Regions from separate parts of the Homo sapiens genome. Here region 1 is linked to region 2. Evidence: chromatin loops called from intact Hi-C (ENCODE). Cell type or tissue: Calu3. All regions are shown on one strand. Links, peaks and the distances in the headings refer to the core of each region. The heading gives the core; the rest is flanking DNA.

Region 1 (16,211 bases), core at 4,669-12,668, 250 kb after region 2:
AAACAGGGTCTTGCTGATCCAATCCCTTGTGCTTTCAGTGACACTGGACTTTTCTTGCACATTGGTTTGGTGATAGGTGGTGACAGATGGTGGAAATGGTTAGCTCTATAAAGGAATGTAACAAAGGGGCTTGAAATTTCCAGAGACAACTCAGAAATGTTTGTTATCAAGTTCATCTTATGTTAATGTCCACAACAGTAAGAGATATGTCTGATCAGAGACATCCTTGTGTTTTTTAAGGAGATAACTGATTTTCTATATGCCAGTGCAACCTAGCTTAGGCAGGCTTAGTGGTGGTCTTTCATTTATTCAACTAATATTTTCTGTTCTGTTGCTCCTTTTTAGGTCCTACTAGAAATTCAATGGTGAGCAAAATAAATATGGTTTTTGCTTTCATGGGCTTTACCTTAACAGCAATGGGAAGCTATTGGAGGGCTCTAATCAGTGAAGTGATATGATACAGTTGAAATCCTAGAAAATACCGTGTGCTACAATGTGGGTTTTGAGGTGGAACAGGCAGACAGTATATTCAGAGATTTAACATAGGTGGCTGCTGTGTGATCTGCCTGAGAGGATACTGATCTGAATGAAGGTAGTAGCAGTGGGGATGGGAAAAGTGATGACAAAGAATATTTAGGAAGTAGTAATTTTGTAACTAATTGTGTGAGAAAGTGACTGTGCATTCCAGTTTGCCCAAGATAATTCCAGTTTTTGTTTTCCTTCAAAAGCATCCCAATTTGGATGATAAATGTTAATCCTAGAGATAAGGAAAGTGGAGGATTCAAGAATGATGCATAGGTTTCTGGCTTGAAGAACTGTATGGATAGTTTTGCCATTTACTGAAAGGGGATACACTAGAAAAAGAACTGGCATGAGATAAGATTATGAGTTCGGGTTGGACATGGTGTGCTTAAGGTGACTGTCATACATTGACGTGAAGACATATTAATCACATGACTCCATGGGTCAGGAATTCGGGTTGCAACTTTTGGTCAGAGATATATCGATTAGAGAGTGATCAGTTATCAGGATGGTAACTAAAGAGATGAAAATGGATAAGATCACCAAGCCAGAAAGTATGGAACACAGTGTCAAGAGGCATAGGTCCCTGAGGAACTCAAAGGGGCACCTATTTTTAAGGGATGAGCAAACAAAAATCTGGAAAGGAGAGACCAGAGTCCTCAGAAAACTAGGAGGTACCCAAGTTCATGGAAGTCCCAGGAAAAGGGTGTTCCAAGAAAGAGGGAGTAGACAGGAATGTCACATGCTATTAAGAGGTCACATAAAATAAGACTAGAAAAGTACACATTGAATTCAGAAACTTGCAAGTCATTAGAAACATTGGTTATGGTGGTTTGGTGTGGATGGGGGACATAAGCCTGCCGGTAGGATTTTAAAGAATGATTGGGAAGTGAGTGGGAACAGTTTCTCAGATCTATAACTGAAAAAGAAAGAAAGCACTAATGAAATGCCGGGAGGATTTGCAGAATTTGAGTGACAATAATGTCTCTGAAGACACCATAAGATTACTTAATACATTGTACTTACAGGCTTCTATCTCTAATGTCCATTATGAAAGTAGAAGAATTAGTTTGCCTAATCACAGCTATTAAGATAGTTTTAATTTTTTAGGTAAATTTGTGTGACTTTAAAGCTATTTCATTTTTAAGTAGTGGGAGCAAGGACACAATTGATCAAGTCACTTTAGCTATTTTTACCCCCCAAAATGCATCCTAGAAATTTGCTCAATAAAAATAAAATTGTGCCTTAGTTTTTTTTCTCGTTGTACAAAGAATTATGCTTCTCTTGGCTTCTGAACACTGGGGATTCCTTATATGCTCTTTGGCAGATAAAAAAAATGGTAAAGATTTATGGCCAAGGAAAGCATTTCTGAAAAAGGTGCTCCACATTGTCTTTGTGTATGTGCAGAAATTATAAACAGAACTCAGGGGCACCACCACTATAATAGCTTTTTGCTCTCTTTGAAGAAAATGGAAAATGCTGACTTAGGGGCTACTGCTTGTATTTCCTTTAATGAATCTTCTAAGCTTGAATGATTTTAAATAGGATATTTATGTTCCTCGGTTATAGCAAGCCAAGTACTTAAAAAAATACATGTGATTAAAATATCCAAACTAATAAATATATACAGACATATTTAGTAAAAACTACTGTTCATAGTAGTAATAGTAATGATAGTAATAAATGCCACAGCTAAAGACTTTGAGGAGAATTCACAGTCAAGGAAAACAACCACCAAATCACATGTATTTGGAGAATTTGATTAGACTTCTATACTTAAGTTTAATAATTATGTTGAAGATTAGTGAACAACTCTTGGCACAAGAATTGTCTTGACAGACAGGCAGCCTTACCCAACTCAAATAAATAACTTAATGGGCTTTTTTTTCTTTATTAACCACTTGGTAAATGTGAATTGAAGTCTAGTTTTTAACAAAGACATATAGATTATGACTTTATTATCTCTGATTTGCATAATAGATTATGAAAGTCTCAATGCTTTGTACTCTTGGTATACCTGCAAGCGTTTTAGTTTCTATCTATGTTAAAAAAATTACTTTCAGATTTGGCTTTTTATTTCTGGAAATATGTTTACATGAATTCATTAACCTATCTATATTACTTGTAAGATCTTAAAAATGTCTTCATCCCCTGAGTTTGAAATTGTTTTACCCATCACCCTCATGTCAGTTCTGTTATTTTATTACTAAACCTAGGTAATAGTATTAAAGCTGCTGTTCTTACTTCATGATGATAGTTTATATTTGCACCTACATACATTATATATATTATATTTGTACCCATATACATTATCTGCTTCTGGTAGGGATTAGCAGCTCTGAAGATTTTTGTAAAATGTAGCATATGCGACTCATAATAAAATATATTTAGAAAATTATACCATAATAGCATGTATTTTATTTAATTAAACTGTTATGAAAAATACTGACCTCATTAAGCAAGAACTGCTCTTCCAGAGAATTTTCAGAAACATTTAATTCTATAACTCAGATATGTCAGAAAATCACTAAGGGATCATTATCATTAGCCCCTGAAAGCCAAGTGTCTCATAGAACCTGAAGAAAGTAGTCTTTGATTAGTGAATAATGATGATTTGTTGCATGGACTAAAGCTTTTTTTCTAGAGATTTCTACATCAAACTTCTGTTTCTCTTCCTATTTGAAGTAGTATCTGTGGCAAACCAATGTAATTTGAGTTACAAGCAATGACTATGTTCCTTTTAGGTTTTTTCATTCAACTTTGTAATATATTCCACCTGTTTTCAATATCTACATATATAGAGATATAGATATATGTATATATTTCTAACGTCGCCCTGGAAAGGAAAAGATCTCTAACATATTTACTACATGTTTTGGTAAATTCAACCATAAAATAATTTGAAAGCCTTAAGGTATCTCTGTTCATAATTATGAGGTTAGAAATTCCCTACAGCCGGAATATATGGAAAGTGTCAAGTCAGAAAGGGAATCTCCCTTAGTTTCCCAAAATACACCAGCCAAAGCCTTGCTTTTTCTGCTTGAGAATAATAGTTAGTGAATCTAGTCTATGGAGAAGTTTTTATGCAATTGAAATAAGATAAATTAAGACAGTTATAGTGAATTGTTTTACAAAGTTAACTGTTCTGACGCTTTTATTTGAGCTATGTCTTTCTCACCAGTTTAGCTTTAAATTACCATTTTATATAATGATATTTACATTAGATATATTTATTCTTTCAGATTTCTTACTTTGAGAAATTAATAGTTAACCTCAACAGTCTCCTTTTGGCAGAATCTGTGGCTGTTGGGAAAAGTGGAGCAGATACTTGGATGTATAGAACTATGGGTTGCGGGGAGGGGGATAGAGAAGCCAAGAGGAGAAGGTAAAGAAGAAAGGATCAGAATGTAGACAAATGGTTGATTTTTAAGAGCTGATTAACAGATTGTCCACTGGAAAGGCATGAGGTTAGGTTTAGAGATTTCTTTGCGTATCTGTTCATGTGGACACCATCTCTTGACTCCAAGTGCAAGGTGCTGTGTTGGGTGCTTCAAGGCAATTTCCCAAATGTGTCTAATCCTGAGAATCACCTGGACTCTTGTTACACCAATTTTTAGCAGTAGGAGCCATGGATCTGGAGACATTGAGAAATTTTGTGTTAAAAGACAGAAGATATAGTAGATTTTTTCTTTGCTCTTGAGCAATTTATAAACTATCCTTATCTTTGTAAGCCTCAGTTCCTTTATCGATAAAGTGTAGATAATAATACTTTCCTTGTCAATTTTCAAGGTAAATGAGGTAAAAGGAAAATGTCCTCAGAGAGTTACTGGGGCTTGTAAAAGGGTTAAAGTTGGTAATTTTAATTGATTGTGTGTATGATGAGTAGTCAGATGGTTTTGAGAAAGAAAGGAAGTTAGGGCATACAAAGAAGTTTTTAAAAATAATCATCTTCTCAAAGTTGTTTCCCAACTTTATTATCTGGGTTTTATTTAATAAAAGAATTTGAAATATTCCTTGGTGTGTCTGTTTTTCTTTGCCTATTCTTCTCTTGTGCCAACTCAACTATTCATCTCAAATTATATATATTAAATCATAAACACATGCTTCTAACAGTTATATTAGGCATTTATTTAACCTAACCCCTTCTGTCCCAGACAAGTACCATTAATACTGCCTTAAAGCACCAAGCATACCACCTGGCATTTGAGTCAAGAAGCATTTGCTGAATTGACTGATAAACCTCTAAATCTGACCCCATCTCTTTCCAATGTACTAGTTGCTAGACAACCTTATGTTCGGACTTTCAAGGACACTTGGGGAAAACTAGTTCATCATTCTCTTTGATATTTATTGTGGAGGTTTGTTTTATTTTTTGTGTTAACAAAACCTCTTGTCAGAAAGATTTCCTTACCTCAACCCTAAATCTCGTATTGTATTTTAGCATGCTTCTGTATTTACATTGTGGGATTATTTTTATTAATATACAATAAACAAGTTGTGTTTCTTGGAGGTAATTACTGGGAATAATTTTTTTCTGTGATTATTAGCTTCTTTCAGTAACTGATTTTTTTTTTTATCCATTTAGCAGCAGCAACAGAAGAACCAGAAGTGATCCCAGATCCCGCCAAGCAGACAGACAGAGTGGTGAAAATAGCAGGAATTAGTGCTGGAATTTTGGTGTTCATCCTCCTTCTCCTAGTTGTCATATTAATTGTAAAAAAGAGGTAAGGCCTAATATTGTCCTGTCCCACTCACTTACCATTTATGTCACTGGTTTTAAAAACCTGTTTTTCTCAAGATCCTTTAAATTAGAACAAACAACAGGAAGAAAATTTTAATTTTAACAATGTTGTCAGCACCTGAGTCTATTGGACATGCTTTCTAATAAATTCTTATTTGGTTATTTGCAGTTTAATTTTGGATATAAACATATGCTTTTTGTTAAGTTGACCTAGAAATTAATATCCGAATTTAAATGTCTCAAATGCAAAGGTACTTGAGATCATTTATCTTATATTTGAAGTGTTATTATTAACAATGGCAAAATATGGATTTATTGTGATACTTGGGCTGTGGTCTAGGAATTATTTTGTGCTCTTTTTCTGTATTTTTCTACTTCTTGGCTACAAATAAGATATGAGAAGAATATAAACATTATTTAGTAAAATTGTACATTAAATATTCATTGACTAAAAATTTTAGCCTTTTAAAATAGAGAGTAAATTGTTTTAATTGAACATTAACTTTTTATACTATATCAACTAATATCACCATCTTCTGACGTTACTTGAAGATACTGAGACCTACTGGAATTTAAACTGAGCTTTGCTCTGGAGACCAAAGTATATTCCTGATGAAAAGCATTTCAAAGTACACAGTTTTTATAATATGAGCTATTGTACATTATATAAAATGCCATAAATCTGTAAGGCATTGTCTTGGAAACTAATATAGCACTCTAATCCTTCCCATCATGTATTTGGGTTAATGCTACAATTTGGAAGGACTTTTAAAAAAAATATTTATAAGCAAAAGTACAGTCCTAAAATAGTTTGGTGTATAGAAGTGGTTGTGATCAGTGAATTCTATTGAAAAATATAATAAGTGATGTTGCTTATATTACATTAAATTATCTAGTTTACTATTATAGTTATTTTATACTTGAAATAAAGCATTAACATTATAGATAAGACTCATACTACATGTTTTAATGATTCCATCAGAGTTTATTTTAATATATTGCCTCTTTACGATTATCCCCTGGAGATATATATGTTGGAGAAGACACATCTGCATTAGAAACATTAGGTATGCATTATAGTGTTTTGTGTTAAATTAGCTACATACGTGCTTTCCCCAAATAGTGCTTTCTCTTGCTGTTGTCTCCCTCTGTGGTTGGAAAATACATCATATGTGAGGCAAAAGTTTTAAGTATTTTAGCAATAAAAATTTGCCAGTAAAGATCAATAAAAATCACCAAATGTAACCTTCAGACCTTATGTCTCTGTTTAGTTTAAATTTGTATTTGGAGACTTAAGTAAACAATTTAGAGAGTAAAGTTAACTAAACATTGCTTCACAATGTTCTGGTCACTTCAGATTGGATGTAAACATGAAAGTGGCTTCTGATTATATCCTCATTCAGCTAGAATTGGGCTAAACTATTCAGTTTTATTTGTTATTTATTTGAAAACATTCATTTGTCTTGATAACTCTCCCTATCCAGGCCTCTGATTTAGCAATAATGAAAAAATTGAAAAATTAACCTCCTAAAGTATGCTAAAACCATCACTAAGCAAGATTTTGGGGGAAGGTAAAATGCTCTGACAGCTCTCTAAAATTGTGTAATATGACAACTTGATTTTCTGGTTCATATATTAAATGGTTAAGTTAATGAGCCTCTCTATTAAAATATTTAACATTTGAGCTTTCATAATTATGCTTTGATTGTCTTTTGATAGAAAGTATGCTAGGGCTTTTGCTTCTGTTCCTCACCATCACCTTTATACCCAGGAAAAGCTGCACTTTTAAAGATAGACCAGGTTTCATTATTTAGATATGTTACCTTCTAATATATAGTATTTATATCTACATTACTTGAATTTCTTACTTACCAAAGCAATTTTGTAATGACTTTTACTCATATGTAGCGTGTCACACATGTACCATGTATGCTTTAATCACAAGTATGTTTATCATACATATAAAAAAGTATAGATATAGCAGCATTGCATTGGATATTATCATCAAGTATAGCTTAAAACTATTAATATAAAATGTTTCCCTTTTAATATATAAATTTATAATAAAAATAATGGAAAAGGAAATTACTTTAGCCTCTTATCTACATTTTAGTGGGAAATTGTTAAGTTTGATTTTATCCCTCACTGGGATGAATACATGTAGATATATTTCTTATGCGGAAAACAGTTCCATGTCTTTTTGGTTGTTTTGCAAAAGAATGGTGTATAATTCAATTGAGTAAAGTTTTACAGCTAAGGATATGTATAAAGTAAGTTTTTAGGCTAAGAAAAGGGATATTGCATCTTTCAAAACGCAATGTCATTTTTTAATTTAATCGCTATTCAATTATTTCCAAATGTATGCCATTTTTTCATTGGTTGTGTATTATATTTTACATGCACAGCATGAACACATTAATAACTCAAACATAAATTTGAAATTATGTTTCAATACAGTAAATGTTTGTGTATGATATCATGTTCACATGCATCTACTGTAGAAGTATCTGTGTATATATAGTATATGGTATATATGTATATTCACATAACATATGTATATACCTATGTACCATTAAGATATAATAACTTGTTTGTAGAAATTTAGGTGTTATTCTGTATATATGATATATTAACATAATAGATCTTTATGTTTTGTATCTAAAGAAAAATAATCTATATAGTACACAAGTTCTATGCACAGCTGTTCCATCTGTCATATTTAGATAATGGATGATATTATGCTTAACTGCATGTTGAAAATACACAATCCATTTAATTTTTCAATATTTTGGCAATAAGAAATACCAGCATGTTATTTTTTCCAAATTATGTATTTTAAATTTTATTTTTATATTGCATATCTGTCTGTTTAATTGCATGGCAAAAAAAACTAACAATGCATGAGCAAATTGAAATGCAAAGCAAAAAAAACATGAATTTTATTTTATTTTATTTTATTTTTTAACGCACATTTTTCTGCTTTATTGAATGTGACAGAGTCACGCTTTTCATTCACCATTGCTTCTCTTTTTCCACTGTCTGTGATTTGCTTGCCAGGAGGAGCTACTATTCTTACTCCTACTACCTGTAAGTAGAAAATGGGTGATGTACAACTTTACGTGTGTTAAGGATGCAGTATCCCTTTTCAAAAACAAAACAGAATGCTTGCAATTTTGGTGACATTTCAAAAAAAAAGTTTTTTCAGACTCTAAAACTATAAACTTTATCTATCACCTATTTTGCCAATCTTTTTAAAAAGGGATATTGTATTTCTGTATGTCCAGCTACTTTTAATTTAGTTATAATTTCCATAAGTAGCTTTAGTCTAGAGCCAAAAACATAATTTATTTACTAAAGTTAAACCTGTACCTTATCTTAGCAATATGGCACTTCACTCATCTGGTAAATGTCTGTTTTAATTTGGTGGCTACAGTAAAACAGACTTGAAAAGTTAGTCATGTTATTTCTAAAAGGAACTAAAAGTTGATCAAAAGAATTAATTACCCAGGAGTATCAAAACTTGGCTTTAGCTTGAATATTTATTGAATTACTCTAGTAAGGAGGTATTTATTTTGCTTTTAATAAATATAATTATATTTTATGATATTTAAGAGAACAGGAAATGATGAGAGATTTGGATTGACAGCTTGAATATTGAAATATGCATCTGACAAAATACTTTTATAGCAAGGAGCAAATATAATTGTTTGAATGTCAAACTTAATTCCTGAAATTGTGACCAGTGCTTGGGGTTTCTAAACCATGTTTGTAACATTATCCTCGGGCTCACCTGGACTATTTATTGCTGGTGTTAACTCTCCTGCAAGCCTCAAACACTAAGGATGCCCTTTTGTATTTGCCTTGGCAGCAAACTTGCTAAAAAACGCAAAGATGCCATGGGGAATACCCGGCAGGAGATGACTCACATGGTGAATGCAATGGATCGAAGTTATGCTGATCAGAGCACTCTGCATGCAGAAGATCCTCTTTCCATCACCTTCATGGACCAACATAACTTTAGTCCAAGATGTAAGTTTTTCATTAAAATTTTAATAAATGATGTTACAACTCATTTCACTTTGAATTCTACACGATACCTTTTGAGTAATGAGAGAGAGTAGGAAAGTGAGGGGAGAAGCAGCTAGAAAGAAGAGAAAGAGATGGAGAATATTATGGAATTTACAAGAAGGATTCTCATCAAGATTGATACTGGATTTAGTTTAACTTCAAACTCTATGAATTTTATTACTGTATCACAAGGGATATTCCAAACATATACCACTCAGTCCATAGCACGTGTCATTGCTTTAAGTGGAAATACACGATTGCCTACAAAAAGTTAGTTCATGTCAGAATTTATAATTCTTTTTCCATTTGCATCTTCCTTTGTGTAAGATGAAAGTCTCTTTTGCGATAAGAGGAAACAGTAATTCTTTTTGGGAATTATTGACATAGGTAAAATCATTGCATTAAAGTAGTATATTGTAGACTCCTGGAAAATTGCAATACTAAAAAGTTAACTCAGGGAAACATTAGTCTACATGCTCTTAAGTATCTGGTGTGAAGTCCAAAAGTATACTTGAATTGGGGGTTTTGCAAGGCATAGTGAAATTCATCCATCCATCTGTCTTGAAAATTCCTAATGTTGGTCTATGAAGGCAAGGCTTTTAAAATATTTCCGCTGAAGTACCATTTAAAAGCAGATGATTTTAATAATTACCCCAGAATCAATATTACTGTTTATTTTCAAATTTCATATGAATGTTATATTCTGTTCTATAGTGCATCTGTTTAAGTTAATTAAATTTAAGTGAAATTGCCTAACTTTGTTTCTTCAAATCCTCAAGTAAAACTGATGCTTGAGGCAGGCAAATCAGGTATATCTCTTGAGTATACTGGCCTTGTATAACTTGGGCCTTATGGCATTTGGCTCAGATCGCAGAGATATGCTCACCCCGGTTTGGAAAACATGGGTATAAGCAAAGAAACAATATAAGTATTATCTCCTGTACAAACTATGAACATATGTAATAGTAAGATTGAAAACAAAGTATTTGTAGGTTGTATGCTTGTATGTAAAGAGGGAAGTTTTTTTCTGAATTGTTCAGCTTGGAGAAATTTTTCAGTAACTATTGGATCTAAAATGAAGCCCATCATTTTCTATGTATATATGTATACCAAATTAGTAGTTAAGGATGCTATACATGAGTCATTTTGGAATTTAGTTATAATCATGACAGGGCCTTTCAGATCTATTTTATTTTTATTTCACTATAGATAAATGATAGAGAAAAATGTAAAATACTATTACTGTTGAAAGTAAGTTTTGCGGAAAATAAAGATGTATCATCTCTTTAACTACTTAATTTAATATTTAATCAATTAAGGTTTTGAAAGCATTCATGCCTCCCAAACTTGTCTATCTATTGCCTACCTTAGGGCCTTATTTGAAAGTTTGAATTCAGCAGTGTAACTATAAATATCCACTTATGAACTTAGAGAAAGGATTAAATCTATTTCCCACAGATAACTGAAAAAAATTATTTGGAATGAATATGAGATAATTATTTCTTTAAATACCTTACACTTGATAGATCTAAAATACATGGGTTTTTTTTTCTTTAATTTTTTAATGTCAAGTTTAATCTTCTGGCTTTTTAAATTAAACAGAGTTCTGAACCATAATTATAGATACACCTCTCTTGATGTTTAGATATAACCCAAGCTGAGAGAGAAAATTTTACATTTGCAGAATACAGTAATCTGAGAAAGTTTAATAATTATATTTCTTAAGAAAGCATAAATCTATTTTAAAGAAAAAAGATTTTAAAAAACAATTTTAGAGCAATATATTCCTTCATGAGCTTTGTTTTCCTGCAGTGCCCAATGATCCACTTGTACCGACTGCTGTGTTAGGTGAGGCCCTAAATCTTTATCATCTTTTCATTGCATGGATCACACCTCCTTGCATGGGTTTGCCCACATAGAGATTATTTACAGTGCAGGAGGCAGCTTGATTTTGAAAATAGACAGCCATGGTATTATCAAAGAGAGCAACTGTGTTCAACCCAATATCAGATCTAGTGGATTTCAAATTAGCAAGGCATGCTATTTAATGTATTCTTCAATTCTTGGTTGTTAGATTTGGAGCAAAAGTACATGGCCCTTAATGTCTGACTAATATTAATGTGTCAAAATTAGTAGAATGAAGCCAAATGCATACATCTCAGGGTGCAATGTTGCCTGAATAACTAGTTTATATGTAAAAGTCTACCTAATGGAAAGGGATGTTTCTAAATCCTCCCAATTTATAACCACGAAAGAACAAATTTACAAGTAAATATTAGGATTATGTGCATTTGCTCTAGCTTTTGTCTTTATTAAGAATGTTTTAATGTAGGTAAAGTTGCTAAAATCTTGATGTGGGGTTTGACATTCTACATGAACCTTACCTGATAAGTAATGTTATCTTTCAAGAAATTTAGAACAAGCTACTTGGGTTACCACTGTATAACATCTAAGACAATGCTATTACTAATGACAATTAACGCTTTTACAGATGTAAAATTATATTAATTTTTAAACCTACCTATATATTTAAGAATGGAATGGGTTTCATTTTTCATTTCACTTTGTACCCTGTTCCTTGACTAATTATACACCAATGATTAGTAATCAGCTTGCCTGTATGTTTACAGGTTCCATATCAATTTTACCAGCGTTTCTAGTTAAGCTTTAACCAAAGAAATATGGAAACTATCAAATAAATATATCTTGTAAATTCCCAAATGTCATGTTTGTTATTTATATTTAACATTTCTTGTGAACAAAAAACTTTAACTTATATTTTATGCTTGTATTTTTGTTATACATACAATCAATGTTCAATTGCATTTTTAAAATATTTTGGAACAACACAACTAACTCAGTTATGTAAAATATACCTCTTATTTACTAAAATAAATATTTAAAATTATAATTTTATAATTACTATAAAGGATATATATTCTAAAATAATCTGAAAAGTCAATGTTCTTCATCTCTACTTGCACTCTCCCTTTGATGTCCACCAATAATGGTTAGGAAGTGAACTGGGGATTTGCCCCAGGGAGTGGTCTTATCACACAGGGAGGAGCCATAAATCATGATCACTGGGGATCATTAAGGATACATCAGATGCCTCTGAAAATGTCATCTTCTGCTAAGCACTGTAGAATGCTGTCAGTATAAAGTTAATAAATAAATTTCAATTAAAATATTGAGAACTAATTGGAAAAAAATTAGTTGCCTAAATGTTAAAAGTTTCCTTACAATAATTTTCTACACATATGTAAAGTCCAAGTCTCGGTCCTCCTGTGGATTTACAATATGAACTCATAAAAATACCTTACATCTTTGTTTTCCCATCTATAAAACAGTATAATAATTCCTACCATACCTTTTTCATGGGGTTTTATTATAAAGAGAAAATTAGATGATGTGTATGAGTTTTATAAACTGTAATAATTATCATAGTAATTTTCCCTGTGAAAAAGGATATTCATGTTTAAGGAAAGCTAGATTTAACACAATAGAGTCATAAAGTCTAGTTATATAAACATTCATTACACATTTTATTTAATTTTGAAAGTCAAGCTGGTTTTAAAAATATATTGGCATTCTTTAAAAGCTAAATATCTCATTAATCATATTAGATGTAGAAATGATTTGTTGTATTTTTCATCATTCTTAGGATTGTGGTCTTTAGAGTTTTGCATCCAATCATTTTTGTATTTATAATGCAGTTTCTGAAATCACTTCAAATATTGCTTAATGCTAATACTTACTGATTTAAAAGGGCTTAGAAACTTTTCATACTGATTCGTATTTTTGGTTTTTGTGTTTTACTGCTTCATTGGGTTTAAGTTCCTATAACAGGTAAGTGTATTGCAAAGAACTCTAGAAAACCTTTCAATCAAGGATATATTTCAAGTTATTATTCTTAAATGTATAATAAGGATAATGATTAGTACGTGTACCCTCACTACTAGTCACATTATTAGGTGGTTTAATGAGGTGGAAATGTATTGAGATTAATAATGCATATGTGATTATTTTAAAGACCTTACTGCTCATTGTACTACTGTATTAAAGCTTAATGCAAAACAAAAGGCACTGTCTATTTTATATTGGGACACAATCATCTGTAAGATTTGGAATATGGGTGAATTCTGTGTTTCTCACTGAGCCTTTTTCAATTGTAAATATTCTGCTACTCCAGCAGGTAAAAGTGAGCTCTGGGGCTGCTCCACTGAGCCCTGGCTACCTTCTTCCAGCTTGAGTGATTGCATTTTGCCTCTCTGACGTTATCTGTTCTCTTTACTTCTCATCCTTAACTGTATATTCTGTGGCAGTGCCCAAATCAATTGCTTCTGAATTTAATTTTTCTGGGGAGATGTATTTATTCTTTATGTCGGTCTGTTGATTGTAATATTTTAATAGAAGTAGATCCATTGACTTTGGTCGCATAGTGAGAACAGGAAACTCTCATGAATCATGTTTGTTAGCCAATGTTTTTGTGTAGAGGGGTGGGCAAAATCTGAGTAAAAGACATGAATTCACTTGAGTGGTTAGGTCACAACAGAATCTATCAGGGATTTTTTGATTCAGTGTATTTTTAGGAATGAATGCTACAAAAAGAGCATTCAGCTTAATAAGAGGGAGTAAAGATAAATGCAATCAAGCTAAATTACAGAGGCACACAAATCTGATTGTAGGGTTCTTTTTTTTTTCCCTTCTCCAGGAAGAAAAAATGTTTATCATGGGGACAACAATTCATTTTTTGCTATATCCTATTTGTAGAGTTGGTGATAGAACAGGCAAATGTACTAGCACTTGAAATATGTTTATCTGTTAATTAAATATCATTCTCTACAGTATGCATTATCATTAAAAAAAAAGTTCCCCTAAGAGTGTATTTTCTCTTCTGTTAATGAGTATGACGGTATAATGCTTTTCAAAGTAACACCCCTTAAAACATTTGTTTTTTTTTTTAAGTGGTAAGTTTAAATGTGATAAATATGAGCATGCTTCTCGTTGTAATGTTTAGTACTTCGGTCATTAAAGTACTGTTTATTCTTCATAGGCAAAAATGTTCTTGTTCTTTTCTTCCTTCTTATGACAGAAAAAGAATTTAAAGTTTCTTTTCTTTTTAAGCTAATAACACAATTGGGAAGGGACTTACGCTTAATTGTGAGTGGTCAGGGATTCAGTTGACTTTTTAATTCATTCATTGGAATATTTATTGAGTTACTGTTATGCATCAGGCACTAGGAATAGAAAGAAAAATATTCTGTCTCTGTACTGGGTGTTCAGAATTTAGTGAGGAAAATAGCCAAGTAGATAAATCATTAAAATATAGAGCAAGTGAAATGACATGTAAAAATGAATAAGAGGTCATGGGAACATAAAGAAGGAGCTTTGTAACTCAACCTGGAGGGGCCAGAAAAGACTTCCAGGGGAGGAACCCACATTTTGCTCCAGAAGCGCGCCCTGATTTCTCTCGCAGCGTGGCCAAGAGACTCAAAATACATTTGCAATAAAAACAATAACAGTAATAAGTCAAGGCGGCAGAGGTTGAATATAAATGCACGTGTAGTCTGGCTAGCAGACAGAGTGGCATCAGGGGGTGATCATGTGGAATGCCCATGTTTCCCAGTGCAGAGTGTGTTGTGGTAAAAAGCCCCAGAGAATAGGGCCACGAGAACAAGAAGAGCAGCCCTTTGGGGATGGGTCACCTAGATCGGGTATCTCTGAGGGAGGTTGGGATATGGTTGGGAAGGAGTTTGGTCGACTTAATAGACCATGAAAACACCTCCACTTGACAGCTGGGTCCTCTGGTCCCACTCTATACTGCTATGACTACAGATGCAAGAAAAACAACTCAGCAAAATTTCCCGCTTAAGCTTTTAAAAGGTCTATCAGATGTCTCCCTGCATCTCACAGTGTCTGTTGTCTTGCTGATATACACATAATATACTCTCACCTGAAACCTTGAGTTTTGTCTTTGGGGATACTGTCTAGGCCTATACTGTATGATATTTCTTTCCCAGAATTCCTCTTGTTATCAGAAAGATCTTAAGGTCTTAAAATCTTCATTGCATAGATACATATATTAAACAAGATAACTTTGTCTCTTTTTTAATCTTCTGAAATCTGAAAAATGCCAGATGAGAACCACAGTGCTACAGCAGAGTCCAGTCGCCTTCTAGACGTACCTCGCTACCTCTGTGAGGGGACGGAATCCCCTTACCAGACAGGACAGCTGCATCCAGCCATCAGGGTAGCTGATTTACTGCAGCACATTAATCTCATGAAGACATCAGACAGCTATGGGTTCAAAGAGGAATATGAGGTGAATAAGTTTTGATACTGTATTGAATTTGATTTTTAACTATGATACTCAGTGGAATTTAGCATTTTTTTCCCTCTCTTTAACACAACAAGGAGGGGATTGTTCTATAGGCTCTCTAATCTAGTGTTTATGAGTGTACAACCAAGTGTGTGTACCTGGGAATGGGAAGGGAATGGGGAAAAAAGCACTTCCCAGAGATATATGAGTCTAAATTTATTACAAGAATCTTTAATGTTGGATTCCGTAATTTATTTTACTATGGTATTAAAAAAAAACACTTTGCGTATCTCCCCATGCAAAAATCAAGTAGCAATACACTTTGGGTCCCATTGTTCCATTGCAGATTCTATCATTTGAATGAATCAAGTAGCAGGTACTTCTCTGCCCCTTTTTTTGTTGACCTTATGGTTGAGAAATCAGATGAAGCTTTGTGCTCTAAATATACTACTTGCCACTCTCAGTTTAATTTTATGGATTATTGGTTGAGGGTGGCTGAGAAAAAAAATAGAGCACTGCAAATCTAGTAAACAACACTGAGAAGCCAAAAGAAGGCAG
Region 2 (16,211 bases), core at 3,647-11,646:
TTTCCTAGGGATTTATGATTTTCACATAAAAGAATGAAAATTGAACACACACTGAATTATACTTCTAAAACATACTTGAAATTTTTTGCCTCTCTCTATTCGTGTTACTTAACCAGTGCAAACTTACTGTAAGTAACGAAATCATTGAAGAAATACACAGAAAATGAAAGTAATCCATAATCTCACCTTCTGCTTTCTAGAGATGACTCCTAATATTTTGACAGGTGGCACATACATATGCATGTATGTATGTGCATATATGTACATTATATATGTGTGTGTGCATGTGCATATTAAACTTGATATTCAGTGGAATCATAATACATAATGTTTTGGTTTCCTTAATTAGGTTATTGTGAAAAGCTTTCCTCTTCATATTCTATTTTTAAGCAACCTGTCCCAATCTGACAATTTCTCACTCTTAGTTTAGTGGTTTTGAGCTGTGGCATACTGGTGTTCCCTGACAGTGGTATTGCAGGTGTTGAAAAATTTGTAGTGTGATAACCTAGCCTATAGGGTGGAGCCTGGAACTATGACAGTTGTCTTTTTACTTCAAGGTGCCACACAGTTGTTGTCATCTCCTGTTTGTTTTTCATAATATAAAAGCATTTGGGAAGCACTGCTAAAAATCCATGCTTTCCCTGTCTCCCTCCTCAAACATGGACCTCCCCACACTTCTCCCAGCTTCCCTTATTACCTCTCTGAGGCTCTTCTCCTCACAGCAGACTGATCTTTTAAAAACACATGTCAGATATCAGGAACTTAGGAATTCTACCCCATATCCTCCACTGGCTTCTCAATGGAGTCAATAAAATCCAAATCCAGTTATTGGCTAGCTCCACGTTAAATTGTCTTCTGCTCTCTGCCTCCCTCATTCAGCTTTCTGATCGTGGAATGCTCCAAGATCATTCGTATCTCAAAGTCTTTGTGCCTGTCATTCCCTCCGCCTGGAATGGCATTACCTCCATCTTCCCATTCTGGTCTCTACTCATATTTTGCCTTCTCAGAGGCTGACCTAATTACCCCGTCTCTACCCTTCTGTTCGTTAACTCCTTTGCCTCCTTGCCTTAGCACTTTGGTCACTGTTCCATATGCTTGTTTAGTGTCTTTCTTCCATACTAGCCTGTTTTCCATGAAGACATCAACTTTGTTTTATGTTTTTCATCTCTTGTACATATCAGGTGCTCGAGAAATAATTATCTAATGAAAAAGTACATATACAATGAAAAAAGTACATAGCGAAACTAACATTTTTATTCAGTATTTGTTTCCTTTATTTCATTTTCCCAGTGCCTTGGATTTTTCTGGTCAGTTATCTCTAGTGTTAGCATGAGCACTTCAGGAAGAGGTAAGGGAGAGATATTAGCCAGTTAAACCATGCATGATTACTCTGTGATATCAGTTTTATGTAACATATTTTGATCTTTTTAACATAGTCAAATGGATGTTGTAACACTTGCTTGATTTAACATTATATTTTGGTCTTTATTATAGAAATTTTAAGGAATTTCACATAATCACTATTTTCTTATAGAAGAATATAGGGACAAGCAGAATGGTGATTTTCTTAAAGGCCTTATTTCTTAAAGAGAATAAAATTTAGTTTATGTATAAAGAAAATGATTTTATTCTCAGACACTTTCCTCCCTGTGTGTATCCCCTCAAATTATCACATTTAAATAATTCTCAGTGGTCCTAATTGATTTCTGAATAAAATATATTCTGGCCATTTTTCTTTCTCCCAGGATTTATTATGAGCCATGACAATAAAGTTTAGGTCTATTTACAAATCAGAGAACCTTCATATTTTTGAGAACTGGAACTTTGAACTAGATTAGTTGAGTATATCATGTTGGTTTTTTTGGTGACACGCAGTATAGAGAAAATTAAAAATGAATTTCCATCACACCTATCTTTGAAAACTGAATTTAGCTTAAATTGAAAGGGGTGAAAAGTTGGCATTTTATTACATCATTTCACTTATCTTATAAATCTTAGAGTGAAGACAATGTTTATGACATTATTTTAAGTCTGAAATTAAATTTAAGTGAAGCCTTTCTGAGACTTATTTATTTTAAACACTTGTTATTGCATTTTGGATTAAAAAATTACATACACAAATTTGTTTTCCTGAATATATAATGTGTTTGATCTCTCCATAAATATGTATGTTAATATAGCACTAAAATCTAAATCTTTCCACATTATTGTACACGTAGGTATGCAATAAATATTTCTTGATTGGTTGACTAATATCCAAGCATATTTAGGCATACTATTACATGTTTAGGTCTTTCTGATGAGATTCCAGTTCTTGAATCTGGTTGTTGCTACCACACTGACCTTTTTAAGGTGCAAATCACATTATCCCTCATGTAGAACCCTTTAAAGGCATTACAACACCTTCAAAAATAAAATAAAATAAAATGAAAAAAGGCAGACTCCTTTTTGTGGTGTAGAAGTCCATGCAAGATAAGGTCCCAGCTTCCTATCTCCCAGGTGTCTTTTTTTTTTTTTTGGATGGAGTTTCTCTCTGTCTCCCAGGCTGGAGTGCAATGGCGTGATCTGGGCTCACCACAATCTCCGCCTCCCATGTTCAAGCAATTCTCCTGCCTCAGCCTCCCGAGTAGCTGGGATTACAGGCATGTGCCACCATGCCTGGCTAATTTTGTATTTTTAGTAGAGACGGGGTTTCTCCTTGTTGGTCAGTCTGGTCTCGAACTCCCGACCTCATGTGATCCTCCTGCCTCGGCCTCCCAAAGTTCTGGGATTACAGGCATGAGCCACTCCATCTCCCAGGTTTTAATCTCTTCTGTTCTATTCTTCCTAACTAGATGTTCTACAAAATTGCTTGTGCCAATAGCTCATTATATTTCCTCTTGTCAGTCTTTTGCAAATACACCTTATTTGGTCTGTAACGCCCTCTTTTTTTGCAGTGTTTTAAAACTGCTTGGAATCATCTTTTTTTTGAATCATTGTCCGCTTTCCCAGATAGAAAATAGTTTGCCTACAGCCGGGCATGGTTGCTTACGCCTGTAATCCCAGCACTTTGGGAGGCTGAGGCGGGCGGATCACGAGGTCAGGAGATCGAGACCATCCTGACCAACACGGTGAAACCCCGTCTCTACTAAAAATACAAAAATTAGCCAGGTGTGGTGGCATGCAACTGTAATCCCAGTTACTCGGGAGGCTGAGGCAGAAGTGCTTGAACCCGGGAGTTGGAGGTTGCAGTGAGCCAAGATCGCCACTGCACTCCAACCTGGCAACAGAACGAGACTCCATCTCAAAAAAAAAAAAAAATGAAGAACATAGTTTGCCTACTCTTTCTCTTGTTTTACATTATTGCTCTACATATGTCATAGAGGTTTACCTTCTAAAAGGTGTGGCTCTGCCTTTTATCCATCTTCGTATCCCTAGCGGCTAGAATAGTGTGTGCTCACTAAGTGCTGGGTTAATGAAGGATGTTTCAAAGGTCGCTTTCTCTGAAGTCTTGCTGTTTTCCCAGGTGGAGTAATTTTCTCTCTCCCCTGAACTCTCATAGCGTTCTAACTCTGCTTTATCACATATAACTGTGCTATAGTTATTTCCTACCATGCTTATCTCTTCTGCCACATTGTGACTCTCTTGAGGACAGGGACCAAAAATTAGGTATTTCTTTCTGTCAGATATTAGTCCAGCAAATATTAGACACTCCATAAATTTCTTCTTGTTGAATAAATACATGGCTAATTGTTCAAATTTTTAAAAATTGGTATTTTATACAGGCTTATATTTTTGTTTTAGCTGGCTATCTGATAAAGAAAACCTATGAATCTACTTACAGTTTTTTTCTTGAAAAGGAAAAAGTTCTGAAGGAAGAAAACCTATAGGATTGAAACTGTCATGTAACTTTTAGCTCAGCTTGGAGATCAGCCTAGATGAATGGTTCTCACATTTTAGCCTGCATCAGTATCACCTGCAGGAGCTCTGAAACCATGGATCGGTGGGTCCCACCCACAGAGTTTCCAAGAAGTTTCCAGGTGTTGTTGATGCTTTTGTTGCCAGGACCATGTTTTGATAACTTTTGACCTGATCTGTCTTACCAGTATTTTTCAGCCTTCAGCATCTTGATAATTTGTTCATACTTTAATGCCGATATGTGGAGTCAGTGCAAAGGTTAAACAGGTTAAATATCTCCTGATGTCTTTGGCAAAGGCCTTCTGTTTTCATAGACAACATCTAAAATCATTTGAGTGGCTCTTTCAGTCCTCCTAAATCACTTTATGTTAGTTTCTATTCTATACACTCTTTATTAAAGGAGGCACTTGGTCATTATAATGTCTAGTGCTTTCCCTCACTTATGACTAGATACTGCCAATAAAATTAATGCTTTCCCTCGTCTTTTTCACCATCTCCCATATTGTGTTCTCAATGAAGATGAGTTTATCTCTCTCCATCTATCCTTAAAACCTGATTTAGGGCCCGGCATGGTGGCTCACGCCTGTTATCCCAGCACTTTGGGAGGCCGAGGTGGGTGGATCATGAGGTCAGGAGATCGAGCCCATCCTGGCCAACATGGTGAAACCCCGTCTCTACTAAAAATACAAAAATTGGCTGGGCATGGTGGCGGGCGCCTGTAGTCCCAGCTACTCAGGAGGCTGAGGCAGGAGAATCACTTGAACCCAGGAGGCGGAGGTTGTGGTGAGCTGAGATCGCGTCACTGTACTCCAGCCTGGGCGATAGAGCAAGACTCTGGCTCAAGAAAAACAAAACAAAACCCTGATTTTATTCCACTTATTTTGTTTTATATGGGTAACAACATTGGTCTATGAATCAGGCCCATTTTAAAAGTAGAGTTTCAAGCCTTTATAATTGTACAAAAAGTTCCAAGGATTTATTTCTCCCTAGTATTTCTTAATTTCTCTGCTTCAACCCATTTTTACTGATTGTCGGACACCCAGAGAGGTCATAGGTATTCTTCAAAAAGTTTGTGATATGAAAAGGATGTCGTTTCCTTCTTTTTTTTTTGACTAACTTCTGAATAATCTCTGAGTATTCTAGATAAAAATATTTTGCCTTAAAATTTTTAGCAAGATTCTTAAAGTCTTACAGACTTCATCTTTTGCTGATTTATGACACATGAATATTTTCTTAAGCATATCGTCAAAAATTTGAGTTCATCTTCTGCAAAGAATCAAGTGAACCATATACTTTTAATGTCTTCATTTTAAATATATGTTTTAAGAAAAAAGTCAAGACAAATATAGATATGCATATTTGTGTGTTTGCACCCATTATTTTTAGTCGTTCTGGGATATCTTCTAAAGTTCCCTATTATTTTCTCCTGTTGAACCTGACTGTCAAACGTATTGTTTGTTACATCTCTTCGTAAATATTTTTCAATTTCAGCTGGGCTTTTACTAGCTAAAAGCACTAACATCATAAATTATATAATAATATGTAATTATATTTGTGCTATTTAAACGTTATATAGCTAATGATATCACTGTTCTTGACTATTTGTCTTGTAAAATAAAACAGAAAATAAAAGTTCACAGGCGTTCTATCCCTAAATTCAACTAAGAGTACACAAACTAGTTACTCTTACAAACTTTATGTCAAAACCTTTCTCCTCTCCCCTCCAACCATAACTAATTTTTTCAGTAGGGAAAGTTCACAATACTTTTGAAATTACTTAATTCTTAAATCAATATTATGTAAGTAGAGAATTCTCTTTTTACAAGAGGTTTAAACAAAACAATTACTTATTAATATATCTGAATTTGTGATGTGAAAACTCAAGTTTAGCATCTGGCTGAACTTTGTCTGTATGTAGGCTCATCCATTTATCTTATCTCTTCACTCAAAATTAATCATCTGGTTTACTTAAAGGTTGCTTTTCTTTGTAAGTGCATACTGTCATCAGATTTCATCTGTTAATAGATATTTAGTATGATGGTACATGTAGGCTGAACTACTGATTTTAATTTTCTTGAGTTTCATAAGCATAAATTAAAGCTATTGAGAGTTGTTTAAATTTGTTAAGAACAGACTTACTGTGTTAGTTTGAAAGCATTATTTTTCAAATATAGTTGTGCAGGTGAAGTGATCTACTTCTGCTATGTGTAAGATTGGACTGTTGGTGCTGAAATTTAAAAGGTTCTGCTTGTGGATTGTAGGAAGACAAATGGCACATCTCTAGAAGTGAGGAGAAATAGTACTGTAATTCAGTGTCATGTTGATAGAAGTAGAAACCTTCACCAGTCATCTTTTATTTTTGTACCAGACAACTAACTATAAAATATAACCCAGATGGTGGAGCTATGATAGTAAAGATACAGAAATGACATTTTGCTGATGAATTTTCTGCTACTCTTTGCTTCCCCACTTTCAGTTTTATACCAAATCTTTTATGGTGTAGGTTGCTTGCTTATGTATCTAAGGACAGATCCATAGGATGAAAAATGTGTTTAAGGGCATTTTTAGATCTTGGATTATTTCAGTAAACTTTTATTTTCCTCTTTTAATTGCCTTTTTGGTTTTTCCTCTCTTTTTGCTAAACTCATATTCTCACATAAATTAGACTGAGCCATGAATAGTGGGTCCTATTTCAATTTTATTTCTGAGTTTCATATTTAAGGCATTTGGGATGTATTATTATGCTCTGCCTGTCTGTCTGCCTATATTGGAATTGGGAAGCCTCAGAAGAGAGCAGGGGTTTGGCATACCTTATACTGTGGTCTCTAGTCTCAGGCAGCTTCACCACACTTAGGCCCTGAATTGAACTGTAAAAGGAATTATGGAAAGGGGCTTTAGTGATAGGGGTGTCAGACATTAGGAATGAGCAAGGTAGTGAGTTTGTGGTACTGTTTTTGTAGCACAGAAGAGCTAAAAGGTGTATCTGCGATGGCAAAGGTCAGGAAAGGGGCTAACATTTATGAGAAACCTCCTAATTTGTGTATAATATCTTTTAATCTTTACAATGGCCTCATGAGGTCGGAACTGGGACCTGAGTTGAGGTCTGTGGCTCAGAGTTGGGGCTCTGCTGCTGGGAACTGTGGTGTGCACTGTGTTGAGTGGGTGTGCTTGTGTGTGTCTCTGTCTTACCTTGAGGGTCTATGTCAAAACCTTCTTGAGAAAGCAAGTATATAATCCCTTCTACCCCCAGAGCCATTTTAATGATATAGAGAATATGCAGAGAACACAAGAACTTTTTGTGGGTTTATTTTGTTAAAGTTATTCATTCTCAGTTCAGGTTTTGGGTTTGTTTTCAGAAATGAGAAGTATGTCTTAGTCACTTTAAGACTAAGAAGTCATGTGTTTTTGATACATATAAACCTGCGTCAACATCTATTCTAATTAAAAACACCATTGATAATCGTTTACAAGTGCAAGATTTCAGGAATGCAGAATTAATTTAAATAACTAGTGGACTATTATTATAACTTCAACATACTAGCATACACTCTGAAATGATTATTGTTCATTCATTTATTTAGATTTTCTAGATACTTTTAGTGATTACATTAGGGATAGCCAACTCCCTGGGCTAATTTGAAACATAGGAATGTAGTATGCTTGCATATTCATTTCAGTATGGAACTTGTGAAAATCTCCGTCTTTGGGCTTTTCTTTCATACAGGCTACTTTTGTATGAAGTCTGTTAGGTTTTATTTTCTCCTTCTGATCTGTGGTCCTGACTTTTTACAGTTACCTGGACACTGCCATGTGCTTTGACTGATGTTCTGTTGTTTATTAGGCAAAACACAGTATCATTCTTGAAAGGCCTGCAGTTGGTGGATGCTCTAGCTGCTTTTCATGCAACTGCACTCTGGTTATACCTGATGTCATCCCTGTTAGATAATGTGGTAGTCCTTCTCATCATGCAGGCAATTGGTAATGCTAAACCTCAGGATATTTTTGTAATCAAAGCCCTTGTAATTGGATAAATTGATGTTTTATTAAAGAATACCTGGTAACATTATAAATAGTATTAACATTCTAAAATTAACTTGTCACTGTAATATTAATTACAGTGATATATGGATACATAGAATTATGTGGGCACGTGTATATATGTATGTGTGCGTAGATATATGAAAGTGAAAGAATATTTAAACCTATACTGTAGCTCCTGCTGAGTGGCAGATGCTGTAACTATGCAAAAGGCCTGTGTGTATTCAGGTAAGAGAATGTTGGTATTTAGAATCTCTGGAGCCCTAGTTACTCCCTGTAGATAGTAAAATCCTGATGCGAAGTCTTGATAATACTAGTCTTTCTAAGGAACCAGCCATTTTTAATCTCAGGACATCTTAAGGAAAATTATGCATCTATGAGTCATGGAAGTGCTAAGGATAGCTAAAATCTGAAATTACTTAGGGGTTAGATGAAGAATCGATTTGGGCTTGATTATATGTCTTAATTGCCTTCCATATTTAGTTGGCATATAATTAGAACCCCCTCATTACTTTCTCAAGAAACTCGAAAATCAAAGAGTTTACAAATAGTCAAATAATTGACTTTAGCAACTCTAAAGCAAAGAGTATACAAATATTTCCCTTGTTTAGATATTTTATCTATGTATCTTTTTGTGATTGCAGGTATATATCTCCTTCAGGAACTAAGTAAACAAGTAAACAACAAATAGGAAAAGGTTAATAAGAATTCATCAGTTTCAGAGTCTCAAGGCCTTGACTAAAGGCCTTTTCACACTTTAGACTCTTAGAAGTGGACTATTACATGAGTCAATAGGCAAACCAGCCTGTCTTGCAGGGGTCTGACGAAGAGAAGCTCCTTTTCTCTAATATTTGCTGCTGATTCTTAGTTGAGAAACCATAATTCCAAATTGCCAGTGTCTATGAGAGGAGCTACAGTGAGTGACAGTAACTGCTAGTTGTACATTGCACTTTTGGTATCACCTGTCAGTTATGTGTGTCTTCATCTTTATGTATGGATGAAAATAGAATATGCACATTTGAAAAGTAACTAGATTCTAGAATTTTAAGTTTTCATGTAGATACTGGACTTACTCTGTAGAAAATCTTCTGGGGCCTATCAGCAGAAATTTATGCCTTATAGCATTATTTAGCTGTTCAGGGGAGGTTTATGTTTTCATGATTTCTAATATAGCTTGGGAAAATTATCTAGAACTTTCTCAAACAAGTGTCATTGTATTATTTCAACACAATTTTGTGAGTTCAGCAAAAATGAGCTAAATGTCTATTCTCATATTTCCCTTTTAGGTAAAACAGTTAATCCACTGATACTGCATTGTTGTTTTCTGTGACATATTGGGACTCTTTGAGCCCTGACTGTCAACAGGATTCATGTGGTTCAATGATGTTGTGAGGAACATGACAATCCATTGCCCTCAGTGAGTTTATATTTTACTAGAGGAAATAAACATCAAATGTTTACTTAGAGTTAATTATGTAATTATAATCATCATATGTTCATGGCTATAGCCTACAGACACTTTTTCCCAAATATTCTCTAAAAGAGAAGATATTAATTCCCAAGTAACTTAGGTCAATGGGTGGTGTATTAGTTCATTTTCACGCTGCTGATAAAGACATACATGAGACTGGGAAGAAAAATAGGTTTGATAGATTCACAGTTACATGTAGCTAAAGGCCTCATAATCATGGTGGAAGGTGAAAGGCACTTCTTATGTGCCTTGGCAAGAGAGAATGAGAATCAAGCGAAAACGGAAACCTCAAATCTCCTGAAAACCATCAGATCTCGTGAGACTTATTCACTACCATGAGAACAGGATGGGGGAAACTGCCTTCATGATTCAGTTACCTCTCACTGGGTCCCTCCCACAACATGTGGGAATTACAGGAGCTACAATGCAAGATGAGATTTGGGTGGGGGCGCAGCCAAACCATATCATGTGGGAAATGTCTTTGCACCTTCGAGTTTTTTTTTCTTTCAACCACGTCATCATCCTTATTATTACCTTCCACTGGACCTGAAATCATTTTGTTCTACTCATGATGAACTTGGGTACCAGCATAATTTAGAGTTGCTCTCTCCACTTTCAAGGCTCATCGTCTTCCTGACGACATCAGTATATGTGTGGAAAGCGCCTGGATAGTTTTTTCACCTCACCACTTCCAAAGGTCACACCTCTGTTTACTACTCTGGTTACATGGATGTTGTAATATCTCACAACTGTTCTAACTTTATGCATATGTATCATACTTCCCAAGTATAAACCTATCTTCTTCTACTATACTCATTTTGCTTAGATCATCCAGTAACTTCATGGAGAGCTCCAATCCATCAAACCATCTGTCTTTAGCTAGTTCATCAACTTGCTTATCATCAAATGAAATCAAAATTTGATTTCATTGTGATAACTTTTGTTATACAATTGCTGTTTCCATAAACTCTTTACTGACTTTTATTCTATCCACTTTTTCTGGGCTTAAATTAAAAAAAAAATACTGTTTTTTTTTTTTTTTAAATCACACCACATGATAGATTTTGATCACTAGAAATTCAGGGTTATCAATTTCAATTGGGTCCAAATATAACTGGAAATTCTACTACTATATTTTTCTGTTCAGTTATCTTTGTTCTTCTACTCTGTATTTCAACTCCTTTCAATTTTCTCCAGACTTCAACCACTCCTTCTTTTCACTAGCCTATTACTTATAGCTGAGAAAATTGTAGTCATATAATGGAAACTTCTTTGGCTACCAGTCCTAGAAATTACATTTTTATGCATCTTCTCATTTCCTCTTACTATAAAAAAAGGCAGAGAGAGCCTGTCTTACAGCCTGTGATTTGGATTTTATCCTGTTTCACACTAACAGTTATCACTTCTTTCATGTGTATACACAAATACTCGCTACCAAATTGAATTATCCTCAATATCTAAACAAGTTTAAGTGTTTCTTACCTTAAAAGTAATAAGAAAAATTTTTTGAAAGTTGAACCTTTCCTTGATCCCATATCTTTTTCTATCCTTAGTCAAATTTTTCTTTATCCATTCAGACAAACTTCCTATAAAGCATTCTTAACCTTGGTGTCTCTGTGCTTTCACTGTGTTCTTCATTGTCCAATATAGTTTCCACTTCCATTCTTCATACAGACCGCTCTTTCTTTGGGCACTTCTGATCTCAATGGCACAAATAAGGGGCATTTCCAATAACCATTTTATGTAGTATTTGGCCAGTATTGGGTTCCTGACATCTCTTCTCCTTTAGATACTCTTTTATTAATAAGCTTTTGTGATGCCATGTACTTCCATTTTCCTTTTGTAGTTCTATATACTTAAATATATTTTTTTCATTTCCCTCTGTCCTCATTGTAGCCTCATCTTCCTCAATCTTATCAGAGTTGAAAGTATAGGGCAAAGAGAGTGAAAGATTGAGGACACATCTTGTGGAACTACAATGTTTAAGGTTCACATGGTAGAATTCAATTTTATGTGATGATGTTTTATATATATGCACATATATGTAATGTGTATATACACACAGATGTATATAGTCTTGTTATCATTTGTTGAATGTCTACTTTGTGATAGACAGTATTTGAGCTTTAAGGACACAAAGTTAACTACAGTTCCTAAATTGGAGGTCACACCTTGTCATAACAGATAAAGATACATGTGCTTTACTGGTACTCATAGGGTTGGATCTGCAGTGTCATTCTATCTTTGTGTGTGTTACAGATGCCTATTTTATTCGTTACTGAAATTTGGGCATAAATATTTAGAAATAGGTTTTGATTTGGGCACATTTGTTCTTTGAAGGCAGATGTGTGATTTATTCTGAACGTTAGCAAAATTTAATGTTTAAATATTAAAATAAAAAACATGAATTTAAGGAGGTTTATAGGAATAAAATACTAGTTTATTCATGTTTTTCCAAACTGGGATTGGGGGGTTAGGTTTTTAGTGGAGGGAGAAGGGAATGGAAGAAATATAATTTTAGTACATGTGTCTTTTATGGCTATTTTCTGCTCATAAAAGTGGTGCCACTTAACATAGCATGCTTACTGTGTGGCAGGAGATGTGCTAAATGTTTTATGTGCATTATCTCATTTAATCTTCCCTATAAACTTTCCTTTATAGAAGAAGAAATTGAAGTTTTCATTTTACATAAGTTAAAGTTACAGTTAAAGGGTACGAACTAGGCCAGGTGTGGTGGCTCATGCCTGTAATCCCAGCAGTTTGGGAGGCTGAGGCAGGCAGATCACTTGAGGCTAGGAGTTCGAGACCAGCCTAGCCAACATGTTAAAACCCCGTCTCTACAAAAATACAAAAATTAGCCAGGCGTGGTGGCATGTGCCTATAATTCCAACTACTGGGGAGGCTGAAGCACGAGAATTGTTTGAACCTGGGAGGCAGAGGTTAGGGTGAGCCCAGATCATGCCACTGCACTCCAGCCTGTGTGACAGACCAAGAATCTGTCTCATTAAAAAAAAGAAAAAGAATATGAGTTAAATATATATCTGACTTTGGAGCCTGGGCTCTTAACACTATGATATATTGAAAGAATATTAAGGGGAAATTTTTTTCAGATTTTTCTAGTATCTGTAATATCTTGTATTACATATTGCATATATTAATTAATCATTTCACATATACCATTCAGTCTTCACAAGAAACCCGTGATGTACGGAAAGGCAGTATTGTCAAGATGAGACTACAGAGACCCGAGTTAAATATTAATAACTTGCTTGGGTTACACGTGATAGTAGATCCCAGGCTTCCAAACACCCAGTTCAGCTTTCCATTATAGGAGACACTTCCTGTGGATTCATTCAGTTTGCTAGAGGAAAAAGTTGTCCTTGTTCTCTAGGGTTTCCCATCTCCCCCAAGTTTAATTCAACTTTATTTCACTTATTTAGTTAATAATCCAGGACTGTTGCTGGAGTAGCAAAAATTTGATTAGAATCATCACCTTCAGTGTTTCAGGTAATGGAGTGGAGTAAAAATGGCTTAGAAAGCAGAGCCTGTTCATTCTGCTCCCAGGCTGGCCTCCTGGAAGGTTTAAAGTTGACATCTGGTATGGCTTTCATTGCTCTCTTCTTCTGGGAAGCCTGGTTGACTGCTTGACATCAAGCATTAGATCTGACCTGAGCATTAGCCCAAGCACGCTTTGCGTAATTAAGCTATTGAGATTTGTTTTCCCTGACAGGACAGAAGAGCCCTACAAGGTGAGGGCTCTGTTGAAGTGATAAAGCTGATTAGATCTTTAGCAGTAAAGGAATCTGATCTTAGAAATTTCTTCTAGCTCTCGTTAATGAGGCAAAGACAACATTTAGCAGGGAAAATGAGGTCACTAAAAAGAGGAACTTTTTTTTTTTTTAAATAAAGAACCAATTATTTTGCCTCCTTTTAAATCAAGGCCTCAATTTATTGTCCTGAGTAAAGCTCAATTTAAATGAACACATATGAAACTTTTTCTCAGGGGTGTAGTAATCTTGTTTAAAGTACAAGAAGTTAAACAACTCAAGAAAGTGAAGCTAAGATAGACCTAGAAATTAAAATAATTTAATGAATACTGACAACAAAACTGAAATAACCAACAATGATGTGTATTTATTCATTAGAATGTCATTGTTTTCAAAAAAATGATTTTTAAAAACTTTTTTTCTGTAACTTCTCTTTCCTTAAACCACAAACAAGCAAATAAAACTTATTTTCCTAGGATACATTTATACAGACTTCAGGTATTACACTGTTGACAATCACACCTTTTAGTTTAGATAGCACCTTTCTATATGCTGCTATTTAATCCTTAGAAAACTTTTTTTGAAAGCTGTATTATATTCATATTATGGGGTTAAGACTTAGCTCTAAAAGTTTCAAATCTCAAATTTATGTGAATCCTCAAGAATTTGTAAACAAGAGGGCTTGGAGTATAATACAGGGTTTTTTTCACCCCTGAGAAAGTGGTCTGTACCAGAGTTGTCTCAAGTTATACATTATTTAAAGTTTTTAATACTATTTTCTATTTCTTGCTAAGCCCTTGTTCCAGTATTTACAAAATGACATGGGAATTATGTTCCCACCAAATACATTTATGTGAAATGTAAATCATATGCACACACATATTGCACACCCTCCTGTGTTCATAGATGGCCACCCTTCCATCATGAAGCATTCTGCTTACCACAAAGACCCCATCCTCCATCTCACTTTCAGCTTATTCCAGTAAAATCAATTGTCACAAAGGGTAAACTTGGAGTAGAAAAGAAGTAATGCAGGTAGTTTATGATTGGGACAGATGGAAGGGAGATGAGCCATCCATTCCAGCGGCTTACCTTATCTCATTGTTATTGACTTTGAGGTGGTTGTAGTGTGAGAATGGAAAGGGTTTAATGGAACCATGCTGCCATCTTGTCAATATAATGTCTAGTCAGTGTGCTAGTTAAAATGAAATTCATTTTTTAAATTTAAAATTTACTTAACATTTTAGACTTTTAAAGGAAATTTAAACTCTAAAGTCTACTTAAATGAAATACTCTGTGTCTTCTTTTTCTTGAGAAGCAATGTAGTAAAGTTTTCAAAAGCAACCTAGAGGCAGGATGACTCAGGCCATTCCCGGCTTCACCACTTGTTAGCTTTTGTGCCTTGGTTCAATTACTTTTCTTTAAAATGAACATGAAAATAATACCTACCTCGTGTGATTGTAATGAGGATTAAATCAATTTATGTGTGTGTATGTGTGTGACTGTAGCTTGGGACAGTCTACTTTATATAGTAAGTGCTTGACAAATGTAACTTATTATCAGCCCAGTCAATCAAACTTCTCCTCCTCCACCAGAGTAAAAATGTCCTGGCAGAGTTTACCAAATACCTAAGAGCTAACCCCAAGTGATGCTTATTAGTTTCAGTTTCTCTTGACCTCTTTCTTATGTTAGATATTATTTGCCTTTACCTAGGTCTTTTTGGAAAACTCAGCCTCCCAAATTTTCAAGTTGTTGTTCTATTTCTGCAGAACTGCACCAAGCTTTCACAGTTTTCACCTCCTCCTGCTAGAGGTTTTCACCTCCTCCTACTAGAGGTTTTCAGTCTGTACTAAGCTAGAACCATAGCCTGATCTCAGAATTGGCAGATACTCCCATGGGAAAGAATAAAATGGCTGGAGATTATTAGATAACATCAGAGACGCTCTCACCTTCTAAAATGTGTGTGCATCTAGATGCCACTGTTTACACACGTATCTGAAATCTTTAAATTATTGTTATTGTAATATGCCTGGCCTTTCCTAATCCTTTTATTAGGAGTGTTGACCTGCTTGAAACCTCCTGGTACCACCACCCTTTCTTTCTTAACCATTCGATGTTGGCTTTATATCCGCTGGTGGCCTTTTCAGTCTTGACTTTCATTTCCAGTAGTTTTCTTCTCTTATTTATCTTCTTATGCCATCTTACTCACCAATCACTTTAACTTTCAAATTAGTCGCTTATTCCCTTCCATGGAGTTATCTGATATCCTTCGTCAGATAACTTCGAAATTTATACCTTTATTTTACCCTGATAATCTTCTCTTCCAAATCTATCTATCTAGTTATTACTTAAGCATTTTCCACTGTGTGTTATCATAGGCAAATCAAATTTGAAATGTTCAAAACATACTTCATTATTTTCTCCCTCAATTTGTTTCCTTTTCTGTATCACTAGTCCTGAGAAGGAATCCTGACAGCATCATTCACCTAGTAGTCTAAGCCAGAAATCATTGAGTTGTCCTATATTTCACAACTGAGTCAGTAAGTTCTACCTTCTCTGCTTCCTTAGTATTATTTTTATCTTTCCTTTTTCTTCTCATCTCACCATTCCCACTACTTCTAGCATATTGACTTATTTTTTCTCTCCATATCATCTTTCACTTTATAGCCAAATATGTTTCTATTAGACCAATTTGATTATATTCTATTCTTACTTTAAACATCAACTTTCATTACATTTTAAAAAATGCTTTGCAAATACTCCAAAATAATGTATGTATCCCCATGAATAAAGGAATCAAATACAACATTGAAGAGCTGAATGCTAAATCTGTTTTCTCTTGAAAGTCACAGCACACATTATTATTGTTATTTTTTTTTAGAGTCAGGGTCTTGCTCTGTCGCTCAGGCTGGAGTGCGGTGGTGTCATCCTACCTCACTGCAGCCTTGAACTCCTGGGTTCAAGCAATTCTCCCACCTTAGTCTCTTAGTCTGTGAAGTAGCTGATACTATAGGCATGTGTCACCACACCCAGCTAAT

Evidence for each region. Peaks named below come from ENCODE experiments on the same cell type or tissue, not always from the same donor. Only the 100,000 strongest peaks of a DNase experiment are listed, where the experiment ranks them.
Region 1: it touches region 2 in a loop (3.0-fold over the local background); 1 of 110 quality-filtered maps calls a loop at or near these places.

The regions. Positions count from the first base shown.
Region 1 is chr6:127,998,165-128,014,375 of GRCh38, reverse strand. PTPRK (protein tyrosine phosphatase receptor type K) reads left to right here. Exons shown (of 30, transcript NM_002844.4): 14 at 5,108-5,246; 15 at 9,132-9,292; 16 at 15,472-15,656. Among named protein-coding and RNA genes, the nearest start is that of PTPRK-AS1, 22 kb to the left of the region's middle. In Calu3, for the core only: no CTCF peak of the experiment used is centred there; a DNase peak (open chromatin) is centred at 9,155.
Region 2 is chr6:128,243,536-128,259,746 of GRCh38, reverse strand. All of the region lies in intron 3 of PTPRK (protein tyrosine phosphatase receptor type K), which reads left to right. Among named protein-coding and RNA genes, the nearest start is that of PTPRK-AS1, 220 kb to the right of the region's middle. In Calu3, for the core only: no CTCF peak of the experiment used is centred there; no DNase peak of the experiment used is centred there.